2 separate regions of the Homo sapiens genome follow, and region 1 is linked to region 2. The links are chromatin contacts, found by Hi-C or POLR2A ChIA-PET in ENCODE. All regions are on one chromosome and are shown on one strand. The core of a region is the stretch at or near the end of the contact, and the rest is flanking DNA. Distances in the headings are between cores, read along the strand shown.

Region 1 (4,858 bases), core at 1,004-3,503, 170 kb after region 2:
CCCACAATTTGCTTTTTAAAGTTTTTAGGTCACTTAAAGGTTTGTTCACAGGTGAGACTTGTCTTAAACAAAGCAGGACTCTCACTTACCTTAATATGTCTATACTTAAGTATATGTTTCTTTATTTGTCTTTTCTTTTTTGTTACATGTAATCTCACAAAATCACATGTTTTAAAGTTGTGTTTGGGTTCTCCAAATAAACAGAACAACAGGTGATACACACACACACATACACACACACATATACATAAAGATTTATTATGGGAGTTGGCTTATGCCCCACAATCTGCTGTCTACAGGCTAGAGAACCAGGCAAGCTAGTGCTGTGATTCAGTCAGAGTCTGAAAGCCTGAGAATCAGGTGGATGGTGTAAGTCCTGGTCTAAGCCTGGAAGCCCAAGAACCAGGAATGTGGATGTCCAAGGGTAAGAGAGAAATAGAAGTCCTAGCTCAAGCAGAAAGAACAAATTCACTTTTCCTCTACCTTTTTGTTCTATTTGAGCCCTCCATGGATTAGGTGATACCTGCCCACATTGGTGAGGATGATCTTCCTTGCTTGGTGTACAGATTCAAATGCTAATCTCTTCAGGAGGTACCCTCATAAACCCACCAGAAATAGTGTTTTACCATCTATCCGGGCACTCCTTAGCCCAGTAAAGTTGACATAAAACTAACCATCATAAGAGTTGAAACATGTCTTAGATGTCATTTCTTCCAATTTACCTGTGGAAATCTCCAGCAAAGGACATGTCTTACCCAGCCCATAGATTGAGAACCAAAACATCAAAATTTACTGGGCAAAAGATGTTTGGAATATTATTGTTATTATCATGAGGATTATTACTTTAGACAGGGTCTTGCTCTGTTGCCCAGGCTGGAGTGCAGTAAGATCACAGTTCACTGCAGCCTTGACCTTCCAGGCTCAAGAGATCTTCCCACCTCAGCCTCTCGGGTAGCTGGGACTACCGGTGTGTGCCACCATACCCGGCCAATTTTGTATTTTTTGTAGAGACAAAGTCTCACTATGTTACCCAGGCTGGTCTTGAACTCCTGCGTTCAAGCAATCTCCCACCTCGGCCTCCCAAAGTGATGGAATTACAGGCGTGAGCCATGGTGACTGGCATGAAGATAATTATTTAGAAAGCAAATTCAAGGGTCTCTTTTATTTGTAATAGCAGACCAAAGTGAGCCTGCAGGTCACTGGAATAGTCATGATAGAGTGAACATGCCTGGGCTCTGAAGTCATGAGACTCCCTCAACTTCAACTCCTGGGATTGTCAGGCATGTCTCAACTCTTCCTCTTTAAGCCAGTTTCCTTATTTTCAAAAATGCAGAGAGTAATGCCTCGAGGCTTGTTTTAAGGATTAAATTGGGTAAATATTTATGAAAGTGGGTGACATATAGTTAAATTTTTTAACAGCTGTAAAATGGTGAGAACCTTCTTTCACTGACTTTAAAAGGTAAAGAGAAAAATAACTATTTTGCATTTGAATAGGTGTTTATTATTCTGTCAGCTGTAATGATTTTTAAATATCTCAAAATTTCTCAGTATAACCCGGCTCGACCCGGCCGTTTGGATTCAAAAGTGTTTCTGGCATGCTTCCTAGAGCTTACATTCTATATTCTTTGAAGCATCTGAAAGAAATATAAGCTCCATTGTTGTCCAGAAGGAATTTAGCCTATTAGTCACCTATAAAAGTACGAATCTATAATGTTTACAATATAACCCTTTCAAAAATTTGTTTAGAGGAAGAAGAAAAACCCCAAAGCAGATAGAAGACATGGTGATTTATCCATCACCAATGAAGAAGGAGAGTTAGAAATGCGGTGAGAGACTGGGCACGGTGGCTCATGCCTATAATCTCAGCACTTTGGGAGGCCAAGGTGAGTGGATCACCTGAGGTCAGGAGTTCGAGACGAGCCTGACCAACATGGTGAAACTCCGTTTCTACTAAGAATATATAATTAGCCAGGTGTGGTGGTGCATACCTATAATCCCAGCTACTTGGGAGGCTGAGGCAGGAGAATTGCTTGAACCTGGGAGGCAGAGGTTGTGGTGAGCCGAGATCGTGCCACTGCAACTCCAGCCTGGGAAAAAAGAGTGAAACTCCATCTCAAAAAAAAAAAAAAACAAAGAAATGCAGTGACAGTAGAGGCCTCAAGGCCCCAGGGAGCTTAATGCTTGTGTGTGTGTGTGTGTGTGTGTGTGTGTGTGTGTGTGTGTTGTGCATGTTCCTGATGATCTTTCTGTTTGAGCCACGAAGAAATCAACCACTTTTCTGTTTTGCCCCCAGGATAAATACCAGAACAGCCTATCAGAGGTAGAAAAACAAGAGAAGATAAGATCTTAACTATCATAATGAGGACAGGCACTTGCTTTTAACCTCAGAAGCAGGGGAAGTGGTAGAGTTTGAGTGTTACTTGCAGAATCCAAAGCTCTACCAAGGCTGGAACAATGCAGATGTCTACTGAGACCTCTGATTATAAGTGACAATTTCAACATCAAGTTTTTTGGACTGGAAAGTAAATTCTATCCAATAATATATTTTGGGGAAAAATTATTCCCCAAAAAGTCTCCTACGTCTCCTACTCCCAAAACTTTTAACCTCCTTGAGCTTAGGCTGGGGAGATTCCAGAAATTAGATGAACATACAAAATTAAATGATGAGAAAGTATTGCATTGTACTTAAGTGTTACAGGTCTTTAAATCTTAATATATACGCTTAACTCTGAATATACCTTAAATATAAGTTATAATAATGACCTATGCTATTTACTTAGACCCAAAAAGAATTGTTGGATTTAAAAGTATGTACTTATTTCACCTCTCTTAATTCCCTACTCTTTGGACCTAGGATATCTTAAACCATCACCCTATCTAACCTAGGCAACCTAAGCCTGCCCCCAAAATTAGAATACAGCATCTTCCAAATAGCAAAGCCATGATCAATGGACAGAAATTATAGAAATGCAAGATTCATCTCAACCTAAAAAGGAAGTTTCTGGGAACCAAAAACGTCCAATAATATAGTAGGCTGCCTTACAGAGTGCTTAGCTCACTGTTGTAGGAGGAGCTCAAGCTATGTCTAAATGATCAGGTTAAGTCAGGAGTCAAGCTAAGACTAAATGTCCATCTGCTTGGGATATTGTGGAAGGAATTCCAGTGCTTGATGAAAGGTTGAATTGCAAGGTCTCTTCCCAATATAAAATTATATGACTTTGAATAAAATAAATCTGACACTGAATACTTTGGTTGGTGTCACATTTCTGACTTTAGATAATTCAGCTCATCAAGAATAAAGAGTATGGCTTATTTTTACACTGGAGCCCATCACATTTTATTGGGGGTCCCTTAGACTGACTGTTAGTAACTTTCAAAAACTGAAATATTAACTAGTTTATGGTTTTGGATTCCATTTACATATGTTTCCCTGGCCCCTCCTTACCTCTTACCTGCCAATGTGTTCTTCTGTTTCATGTTTTACCTATTCATTATGTCAATTATACCTGATTACAGGGTACTTTCATGGAAGATTGATTTCCATTGCAGACCTGAGTGAAATCACATATATCATTTCCACCCATAACCTTTGCGGCTGGAAGTCCTGTGCTCTGTATATGCCTCAAACATAAGGATGGTCCTAAAAGGGTCTGTCATTAGTCCTTTGAATGAAAAATACATTGCATAAAACATAATTTATTTCTTTTAACTCATTAGGAGCCATTTAAAAGTTGACAGCAAAGTTTATTCCTTACCAAAAAAGGGGAGGCTGCAGATAAAATGGTGTTCTCCCCATCAGCACCCGGATGTTGCACATGTAGGGATAACAGCTGGCACGGGGATATTAATAGGCAGCCATTGTTTTTGCACCTGGCTGGGGATGACAGTCTGAGACTATAACCAGTGCAGCTGCGGAGGTTCTTGTCAGATTTTTCTGAGCCATAGAAATGAGGAAACAATCATTTTAGATCTATGACATACTAGCCTTCATGAAATACCTCAGGTATTAAAGAAGGATAAATGAAGTAAAGAGTAAAATATGATTATTTTGAACAGTCTCCAAACTATTTAGTGCACTTTTCTATTATCTTAAGAATAAAGAACATTGATTCTAAAGGAAAACAAAATAGAAGAGGTATTTGAGTAAGAGAAAAATATGGCACTAAACATTGGTATTTGGATATGTGTAAACGTTGTGTGACTTAAGTTCTTAGAAGGTACAACTGAGACACTCATTCCAAAGAAAATAAGGATCTGTTTTTGGAAAAATAAAGGGTATAAAAAAGTTTATTTTGAAAAGGAATAAAATTAGACTTGTTGTGAAGGTCTATTATATACCCCACATAAAAAGACACTACCGAATTTCTTCCACTCCCTTCCCTTCCCTCCCCTTCCATTCTGTTCCTTTCTGTGTCCTTCTGGTTCCCTTTTCCTTCCCTTTATCCTTTTTTTCTCCTTTGCTTTCACAAAGATTTCCTAAAACACTTAAAATCTTTGTATAAGGTCATCTCAAATCTATAAAGGTGAAAAAAAGGCAGCTCTTACACAGCACTTGCTGCACTAAGGGATATGGCATCTTCATAAATTATTCAAATATAAGCTGGAATGGGCACAACAGGGTAAGTGAAGTAGAGAATAGTGTCATGGGTAATGAGAGGTAGAGACAGCATTCTGCCAGAAGCCAGGGAAGGTCGCATCAGGGAACTGGCAATGGAAACGGAACAGAGGGCAGTCTACTTGTGAGGGACTGTGGACGCAGAATCCACAGGGCCTGGGCATTTGATGGCTAAAGTTGGCAAGAGTGAGGTGAAGCCAAAGAGGCCAGCCACTTTTCCATTATTTTTACTAGTTTGCCAGA
Region 2 (4,792 bases), core at 1,881-4,380:
ATGAAAAGCAGCACAAAACTCATCCAGTGTCAATGCACCATCTTTATCAAAGTCTGAGAGTTCCCTAGAAGATAAGTTTATTGTGAATATAATCACATTCCGCTTTGGATCCTTTTATTTCTCAAAAAGAAGCAAGAGAAATATTTTCCATGAGAAAGTGCAAGAACTCAGTAATTATAAAAATCCCATACACAGAAAGATGTGTAATATAGCAAATGTAGCAAAATGTTACCTCCAGAATCTAGGTGGTAGTATATGAATGCTTATGGTACTCTTCTTTAAGCTTTCCTGTGTGTTTGAAATTCTCTAAAAAGCAGCCCCAATAATTAAGGTCACCAAAAAGAATGACCTATAATTCACATGCATTTTTAGAAGGCATACGTAATAAGTTAGTGAAATTTTTCAAAAGTCTGTTTTTATGTTATCAAAATTCACCATGTATGTACTTTATTTTTTGTTTTTATTTTTTTTGAGATGGAATCTCGCTCTGTCACCCAGGCTGGAGTGCAGTGGCACGATCTCGGCCCACTGCAACCTCCACCTCCTGGGTTCAAGTGATTCCCTTGCCTCAGCTTCCTGAGTAGCTGGGATTACAGGTACGCGTCACCATGCCTGGCTAATTTTGGCCAGGCTGGTCTCGAACTCCTGACCTCATGTGATCCACCTGCCTTGGGCTCCCAAAGTGCTGGGATTACAAGCGTGAGCCACCGCACCCGGCTGACATGTACGTACTTTAAATCACTAAGTAGAACTGCAAGGCTTAAAACAGAAATACAGCCACTCCACCTTGCTGTCTATGCCCTTTCCTAGATACAGACAACCACTTTTGTCTTTATTGCCTTAAACTATAAATAGCATGCATATATTACTAGTTTTTGAGTTTTCAGTTTTAGGTGTTATCTACCTACCTTGTACTACAGCACTCTATGCTACCAAAAACCTATTAAAAATGATTTAGAATATAGAGAAATAACATTGATACACACTGGAATTAACATTTATGTTTATCTGATAATCGTTTTTTATTTATTTTTGAGACAGAGTCTCACTCTGTTGCCCAGGCTACAGTGCTGTGGTATGACCTCAGCTCACTGCAAACTCTGCTTCCTGGACTCAAGCAATCCTCCCATGTAAGCCTCCCAAGCAGCCAGGACTACAGGCTTGCACCACCACACCTTGCTAATTTTTTTCTTTTTAATAGAGATGGGGTTTCACCATGTTGCTCAGGCTGGTCTTGAACTCCTGGGCTCAAGCAATCTGCCTGCCTTGGCTTCCCAAAGTGCTGGAATTACAGGCGTGAACCACCACACCCAGTTTGTGTTTTCTTTTTGCTTGTTTTGTTTTTTTGAGACAGAATCTCGTTCTGTCACCCTGGCTGGAGTGAAATGGCACAATCTTGGCTCACTGCAACCTCCACCTCCCAGGTTCAAGCGAATCTCGTGCCTCAGCCTCCCCAGTAGTTGGGATTACAGGCATGTGCCACCATGCCCGGCTAATTTTTCTGTAGAGACAGGGTTTCACCATGTTGCCCAGGCTGGTCTCAAACTCCTGAGCTCAGGTAATCCACCTGCCTCGGCCTCCCAAAGTGCTAAGATTACAGGTATGAGCCACCGCACCCGGCCCTGGCCTATTTTTATAAAGTAATTTGTGATTACACTTTGTGTTCTAATAGCCAATTCGAACCATATTCCAACACAGCTATTCTTAAGTCTCTGGTTAAATGGAAGCTAACACCATTCCTAAACTTATGGCATGGTATAGGACTTACTAAACTTGATAAAAAACCAATGGGATAAATATAACCATGTATGTGCAAACTAACTTTTATCTCATACATTATGCTAGCAACAAAAAAACAGCTGATACAGCTTAAAGAATTTTAGCTCTTTACAAAGAACTACTGTATCAGTATCACTTATTTCTTTTCTGCAGAATAAGAGAGAAGCTGGCTATTGTAAGGCAATACTGAGTTCTTTGACAGCATTCTTGAAGGGGTTAGTTGTTTATTTTTTAAGGCTCTAAAATCTATCTGCTAGAAACTCCTTGGAAGCAACCCAGTTACCCAACTAATGATATACCACACTTACCAAATATGAGAAAGTTCAAGAATAGGAAGTTTTGATTTTGTAAAAAACTCTTTAGCTGCAGATCCTGAAATATTAAAACAGTGTTGTTTAATGTTATTCTGAACTTACGGATCCACGAACAGAATGTAAGAGTCTTAGACTTTTTTAACTGGGAAAAGATATTTTTAATATGTGAATATGTCATGTTTTTGGCCCCCAGTGATTATAAATTCTTTTTAGACAAATAATCTGATAATTATTTTATAATTAAAATCTATGACCAATAAAACAATGTCTTTGATATTATGAAATTGAGATTCTCCTGTCCCATCTAGAAGAACTTCTGTTTTCAACAACTCACCTGGAATAAATCCGTTTAGATCAGGCTGAATGGTTTTAAACTGATTTACATAATACTGTCTTTGTTCATCTGTTATTTTCCAGGGATCATCATAACTACTGGATTGCCTACGAATTTCAATGGCAGTTGTAGCTGATGCTACAGTTCGTACTGTTGTCTGGTCCTGTAATGAAACATTTTTTCCTCAGTACAATATCTACCTACATGATTATATGGACCAAGATTGCTAGGTTATTTATCTTTGAAAGTAAAACTTGCTTTTTGTGTATATTTAAAATGTAAAACCACACATCTGTTACAGTCAGATTATTGGATATGTTTTTGCACAATGATTATAGAAACGAGTAGAATGACAGCAATTATGTAAGCAACAGAAAGTTATGAAAATGTGCTAAGAAAGCCAAGCAAATATATTTCCAGATGCAGAAACCTTTCAAAACTTCACTAGGGAATCAGAAACAGAAATAAAATCAGCTGAAACATTCCAATGATAACAGATTTGAAATGCACAGAGCAGAATTTTGCTTTTAAATAAATGAGTGGATTTGCATTTATAAAATCTGCAACAGCAAAATATAAAAACAACGACTGGAGCAATACTCTGAATGAAGCAAATAAAAATGCAATACCAATAAAATGTCACACCTGGACAGAAGCAGGATGCATGGTTAAAAGAGTACTGGTTGGTGGAGTATCTGCAAAACTGACCCAGTTTTCTTGAGGTGGAGGTGGGGAATGCCCTGACCACACTGCATCACCAGCAGAAGAACCTATAAGGAGAATGGGTAAACATGCTGACTCATGTTTGAGGAAAAAAGTTACTAGGAAGTTTTCTTTCCAACTCTTACTCTGAAGAAATCTAACAATTTCCAAAATGGAATCTTTTCTGTTCTATTAGAAATTATACCTCATTTAAATATCTTCAATTATTTTGTGCTCTCCTTGTCAATAAAATGTATGTAATATATACATAATATTCTGGGAAATAATTATTCATTTTACCTTTAGAGAATCTGGTATCCATAAACTTGTCTAAACATCACAGATACACATAAATGCAATTACCACTTTTCAAAGCAATGTATCCACTTACAAATTTCCATAGTTGGTTTTTGCTTCTATTTAACTTAAACTTACAATTAAAAACTATCTGGGAGGCAACTCCTGAAGGAATATTATCAAGTTTCCTTCAATTTACAACCCTAAATAATTGTTACTTTCAAAAAATCTCTAAGCCAGGTTCTGTGGCACAAGCCTATAATCCCCACCTACTCAGGAGGCTGAGGCAGGAGGATCATTTGAACCCAGGAGTGCAAGACCAGCCTGGGCAACACAATGACACTCTAATCAATCAATCTCTAAATACCTGATTGTGCTTCACCAAAGGGAGACCAAAATGGCCCAGGTCCCGCGAGAGGCCTCTCACTATTCCCACCGCTGGGATGACGGCTGTGCTTCCTCCATGTGTGTGGAGAAGTTGGTGGGGATTGCTGTGGTGAAACTACTGGGGATGCAGGTTCCTAGAAAAGAATATTATTTTAAAATTTTAACTTTAAGGAGACATTTTAATTATTAAGCTACCAATAAGAGCCTTAGTGAAGCATTTGCACAGGGCATCAACTGCTAATATTTACATGCATGTGATTACCTGTGCATCTGCAGATGTACGAGGCTGAACCGTATCATGGCTTACGGATCCCTTTTTCACTTGCCCCCTGCCAGGTGGTGGGGGAATTACACCAGAATACGACCCTTGATTTTCAGAATCTGAAGAATATGAGGCTGCATGGCGAGATTCCTGTTCATTCTTTGAAGCAACAAATCTTGGCAGAGGAAGGTCCTTTACTGTTAACCACAAAATAATCATTACTTCAAAATAAAAAAGGACATATATATTGAAAACTAAAATAAGACATGAATTAGATATTAGAATTTTTGTAAAAATGGATACAGAAACAAGAGGCACAAAATGTCTATCACCACAAAATTTGGACCACCATCTCCCTTACATTATTTAGGGAGACTCTTATCTAGAAAGAAGTAATAAAACCAAATTGTCCTTCTAATGAGTGATAACAATGGCTACATCAAATGTCTACGTATGTTTGGCCCTATACTTGCCACTGAATATTTATTTCACCTCGTAACCACAGTACCCCTGCAAAGCTCCTATTTACAGATAAGAAAACTGAGGCTCCATGATGCCAAGGTCATGCTTGTAGTAACTGACAGTTAAGATATAAACCTAGATCAGTCAGACCCCAAAGCCTAGGCTGCTTCTACTCACACCGGGTCTTTAAAGTAAGATTTTAGACCTCTAAGTAAAACACAGAATATGTCACTAAGTCTGAGACTAGATTTAGAA

What was found. A loop is a pair of places that touch in the nucleus more often than their neighbours do. ChIA-PET counts read pairs that join two places held with the same protein, here RNA polymerase II (POLR2A). Pooled maps may share reads with other maps.
Region 1: a pooled map shows a loop between it and region 2 (4-fold over the local background). The contact joins two enhancer-like sites. A Hi-C loop is called at or near these places in 8 of 50 pooled maps. POLR2A ChIA-PET finds 5 or more read pairs at or near these places in 3 of 52 experiments (H1, OCI-LY7 and WTC11).

Annotation. Positions count from the first base shown.
Region 1 is chr6:139,111,083-139,115,940 of GRCh38, forward strand. No RefSeq gene overlaps it. Among named protein-coding and RNA genes, the nearest start is that of HECA, 22 kb to the right of the region's middle. Within about 2 kb of position 2,254, at least 3 of the 41 ENCODE cell types and tissues checked have a DNase peak (open chromatin) inside an H3K27ac peak, as active enhancers do.
Region 2 is chr6:138,941,426-138,946,217 of GRCh38, forward strand. It overlaps REPS1 (RALBP1 associated Eps domain containing 1), which reads right to left. Exons shown (of 20, transcript NM_001286611.2): 3 at 4,076-4,272; 4 at 3,794-3,947; 5 at 3,073-3,197; 6 at 2,428-2,590; 7 at 2,088-2,151; 8 at 1-64. Among named protein-coding and RNA genes, the nearest start is that of REPS1, 44 kb to the right of the region's middle. Within about 2 kb of position 3,131, at least 2 of the 41 ENCODE cell types and tissues checked have a DNase peak (open chromatin) inside an H3K27ac peak, as active enhancers do.